2 separate regions of the Homo sapiens genome follow, and region 2 is linked to region 1. Evidence: read pairs that join two places in POLR2A ChIA-PET (ENCODE). Cell type or tissue: PC-3. All regions are shown on one strand.

Region 1 (2,500 bases):
AATGGATCTTTCAAGCCAACAACCCAACAGTAAAGTTCTAAAATTACACCACCCAAGTCCTCTACTGTTTCCTTCTTTTGGACAAAAGCAAATATTGACCAGGTGCCAGCCTCGAGCCATTTGAGGCAAAGGCAGCCGTTGCGATGGGCAAAGCCACAGCCTGGCCACACCGGGCCAGGCTCCACGTCCAAACCCGCTTGCATCGTAGAATTTTGAAATTAACAAGTCACCAGACCACACACCAAGCAAGGAGTAATCACTTCACAGAGAGAAAATAACTATGTTTAAAATGAAAGCAAGATCAACACTGGCCTAAATGCTGGTAAAATGACCTTGAGGGATGTTCCAAATTGAAACGGATCAAATTAGTTTTCAATCCACTCTAAAATATGAAATGTCAAAAATAAAAATATGCTGATGAGGCTCAGCGCGCTGAAGTTTTAAAATGACTAAAACGACATCTGTCATGGAAATCCCTGCAATTTTACAAGAGAATAAGAAAGGCTATTTTAAACGGTGCTTAGTCACGTTGCATTTTTTTGGTAGTAATGTCCAAACTTTCCTGTCCCGGTGGCAGAACCCATGAGCATGACCTCCACAGGACTCTGGGGGAATGGGGGTGGGCAAGTTCCAAAAATACCACTCACAGCTCACAAATGACGGCTGGTCAACTCACATTTGACTGTGAAAGCCACAGTGCAGGAGCGAGGACGGACTAAAATGTCTACAGGAGAAGGTAGGGTGTTGTGTTCTAGAAACCCTGGCAGCTGTGGGTGAGCACAGAATTTTCTAATGAGTAAGACTGAAATCAGTGAAAATGCCTCAGCATTAAAGGGAAAAATAACTTATCTGCTGTCTAACCACGGAGCTCAGGCATCTAAGAAAAGCCTAAATAATTCACGAAAACTGTGCCCAAATAGACAAAAGGAGCTCACTGCTTCTTGCAGAATATTTAAACCTGACTCAACTTTGGGGTTTTAATCCAAATATCTTAAGTTCACATTTCATTGCTGGAACATTCCATGTTGTATCAGGAGCTGACTTAGGTGGGTGAAGTTCTTAACCCTGAACAGAGAATAAAATGTTAAAAATAGTAATGAGAGTGCCGATACCTCCATAGACAACCCTAAAATGTGTAATGTGTTCATGAAACACACTGCTCACCGTCTAAAGGAAAGGTGGTTAATCCTGGGCAATTCAGGTTTCTTTGCAGCTACGCCATGGAAGGTCCCTTAAATGCAAGACTCAGCATGGAAACCTCTTTCACTCTGGAATCCTTCTCCAGAACTTGGGTGAAGGTTCACACACTTACATCTACCCCCATGCTTCCCCAAAAGGGCTAAACCCAGAAAAGCCTTTCCCGGATGTCTAATTGGTGACAGCCTATTATGCCCAAGGGGTTTACTTTTCTCCAGGTGCAGAATAACAGAGGAGAGATTTGTTTACTCTCTCCCTTTTTTTTTTTTTTTTTTTTTTTGACATTAACAACTTTGTTTAATGGCCTGGGAGCTTGAGCCGGTCAGATCCCTAGAGCAGGGTCCACACACTCAGCCCTGGACTTTCTCCCACCTATTCCAACCCAGCCTCACACTCCCATAACTGCATTCCTAGCCTTTTCTTCCCGTTTTTAACACTGTGCTTCACCTAGTAATCAACATAAAAACAAAGCAGATAGAAGGACAGGCCTAGGTCAGGCAACCATCTGGGGTAATGCAGGTGTCACAGCCACAGGCCAGGCTTGACTGGCACAGGTCTGGGGAGCCTGGGGGCAGCCTGGGTGGGTGTGAATTAACAGCCTGGAGGTGGTGGGAGGGGGCATTCTGTGTGCCTCTGGGGAGGGGCGGAGGTGAGGTGTTCTCTTTGTCAGGGACCCTTGGATCTGCTGGGGACAGAGCCTGCCCAACTCCCTCCTAAGCAACTTCTGTTTCCTCTGCTCTCCCTTCCTGCAACCTGCACTCCTGCTTCCTGCCTGGCACTACCAACTGTGGGAAACCCAAGTAGGTGGCACCATAGTGGGGGGCAAAAGGCAAAGCCTTGGTTGGGTAGGGGGCATAACTCCAGGCCTAGTTCTGCAAGCCCTGACACTGAGGCAGGATGCTTACAGAGGAGACAAAAAAGCAATGCAGTGCCTCGAATAACAACTGGGGTGCCCCCACACTGCCACTGACAACTGCCCCTCAATAACTAGTACACCCTAGTCTTTCTAGCTTCTGGGCACTCCTAGAAACCAGAGCTTCCAAACCCTTCAGTTCACACAGGCCAGGACTTGCTGAGGGCAGGGGGCGGGGGAGGAGGTGAGGGTTGCTTTCAGGAGTATCTGTTCTTGCTCCCATAATCTTGGAGTGGATCACAAAACTGAGTAAGTGTTGCTATGGTTATTAAAGTCATTCCTTTTAAAAAAGAGCAAAACATGGCAGATTTTCTTAACAACTTGTTCAAATGGCAACAGTCCCGGGTTGTAGCTAATTAAGTGTGCTAAAGATAAACACAAGATCGCACA
Region 2 (2,500 bases), 210 kb after region 1:
CTCACATCCATAATCCCAGCACTTTGGGAGGCCAGGGTGGGTGGGCCACTTGAGGTCAGGAGTTCGAGACCAGCCTGGCCAACATGGTGAAACCCTGTCTCTACTAAAAATAAAAAAATTAGGGGGCATAGTGGCATGCACCTGTAATCCCAGCTACTCAGGAAGCTGAGGCAGGAGAATCACTTGAGCCCAGGAGGCAGAGGCTGCAGTGAGCCAAGACTGCGCCACTGCACTCCAGCCTGGGCAACAGAGCAAGACTCTGATTCAAAAACCAAAACCAAACAACAACAACAACAAAAAAAAAAAACAGTAAATTCCAAATGTTGACCAAGTTTTCTGTCCTAGACTTCTGTGTTGAGCGTTTTAAGGACTGTCTGGGGTCTGCGTCCACAGCGTGGTGTTTGTGCGTACCCCTCACCGCAGCACCACTGCCACCCTGAATCCTGCCATTGCTTGATCTCCCATCAAGCCTTTCTCAGCCTTACCCACTGAATTTGGACAACAACCCTGAGAGGCAGGTCCTGTCAGTCCCCTCACCTTACTTAGGAAGCATATCAGGTTCTGAGAGGGCAGAGCCTCACCCAGCAAGGAGAAGCCAGGATCTGAACCCAGGACTCTGTGATGAACAAACTTGTGCTGTGGTCTCATCAAAATACCTGTTTGTCTTTGTCCATGGTTTCTGGCACAGAGCTTCCCAAACCCTTCGCATTTCCTGAGTGATTCCACTGTGCTTTGTTATTCAGAAACAGCCCCTTATACAACTCCTACCTGAGTTTGCACAAAGGAGGTGGCCCTCGCATAGTTTCAGGGGAGAGGCTGGCCACGTCAGAAAGGCCAAGCACGTGATTAGAGAGTTGGAGGTTTCAGCCCCACGCCCTGATCTCCAGGGAGCAGAGGGAGCTGAAAATTTGAGTTCAGTCACATGCCAATGATTTCATCACACATGCCTACTTAGTGAAACCCTGGACAAATACTGCAACAGTGAGGCTTGGGGACTTCCTGGCTGGTGAACATAATTGACTCTCTGGGAGGGTGCAGCACCCTGACTCCAGCGGGACAGAAGCTCCTGCACCTGCCGCTGTCCCCGCCCCCACCCCTGCCCCAGACCTTGCTGCCCTACATCTCTCCATCTGGCTGCTCATTTGTATCCATTATAATAAAACTGTAGTTGTAACCTGTAGCACATTCCTGAGCTCTGTGAGTCATTCTAGCAAACCATCCAACCAGAAGGGAGGTCATGGGAACTCTCAAATTTGTAGCCAAGTTGGACAGAAGTATGAGTAGCCTGGAGACCCAGGACTTACAGCTGGTGCCTGAAGTGAGGACAGTCTTGCCAAGCCCCTTCACCTGTGGGGTCTGCGCCAACTCTGGGTAGTTAACATCAGAATTGAACTGAGGTGTGGGACACCCAGTTGGTGCCAGAGAATCCGTGCTGGACGGACAGGCCCTTCACCCCTCCCAGGCCCTGGAAGGAGCCTCGCCTTTCCTCCTCACCAGCTTCTCCCTGATCACATGCCTGTCTTTTGATGCAATCAATAACAATAACCGCACACTTTCTCCAGCTCAGAGGCTTCCTGATTGTGTTCCACATGGTACCAGATTGTTAATAGAGCATCAAGAGGGGTTGAGACCTCGTAATTTTAATACTGAGGGGCAGATAATCTAGCCTGCAGTGGGTTGAAAATACACGATGAGAAACTCAAAATGCAGTTCTCTCTCCTTCCCTTAAATAAGGTGTTCACATGGCCAGCATAAGGCATAATGCTCAGATGGAAATATTTTGAAACACAATTCTGAAAGGCCCATCATCAGTAACGTGTGGGGCAGAACACATGGGAATCCCCACTGAGCAGTGTGTGCCCGACAATCAGTGCTAGCATAATCGTTTCACAAAGGTTTAATAGACTACCTTATAAGGTAGCATACTTAGGCAATTGATTTGGGACTCAAAGGGCCTACTCTTTTTATGTATGTATTTATTTATTTATTTTTCTAGAGAGTCTTGCTCTGTCACCCAGGCTGGACTGCAGTGGCACAATCATGCCTCACTGCAGCCTCAAACTCTTGGGCTCAAGCAATCCTCCCACCTCAGCCTCCCAAAGCACTGGGATTACAGTCATGAGCCACCACACCAGGCCCATTTTGAAAGCTAAGTTTGCCCTAGATGATTCCCTCCTATGCTCACTGATGTTACCCACACATTGCTGATATGGTCGACAGGCCCTTTAAATAAAGTTTCCCTTTCTTTCGTTAAAACAGAGACCAATAATGGGGGATTTTACGTTCTTTCCACAAATTCACTGGGAAAACACACAGTTTTATTTAAGACCATTTTTCCTTTTGAAACCCAGCATGTGATTCTCTAGCTTATTCTCCTAACTCAACACATAAAATTCCCCATGTCCCTAATGTTCCCTCGACCTCCTCAACGAAAGTGAACTGAAGGCTCCTCCAACAATAATACTACATTACACATTTACATTTCCAAATTACTTTCACA

The links. Peaks named below come from ENCODE experiments on the same cell type or tissue, not always from the same donor. Only the 100,000 strongest peaks of a DNase experiment are listed, where the experiment ranks them.
Region 2: POLR2A ChIA-PET joins it to region 1 with 12 read pairs; 2 of 35 experiments call an interaction of 5 or more read pairs at or near these places.

What each region holds. Positions count from the first base shown.
Region 1 is chr2:111,451,769-111,454,268 of GRCh38, forward strand. All of the region lies in intron 1 of MIR4435-2HG (MIR4435-2 host gene), which reads right to left. Among named protein-coding and RNA genes, the nearest start is that of SOCAR, 38 kb to the right of the region's middle. RefSeq lists enhancers at 1,110-1,844, 1,845-2,500. In PC-3, no CTCF peak of the experiment used is centred here; no DNase peak of the experiment used is centred here.
Region 2 is chr2:111,658,709-111,661,208 of GRCh38, forward strand. No RefSeq gene overlaps it. Among named protein-coding and RNA genes, the nearest start is that of MIR4771-2, 110 kb to the right of the region's middle. In PC-3, no CTCF peak of the experiment used is centred here; DNase peaks (open chromatin) are centred at 903 and 1,193; H3K27ac peaks cover 2,500 bases.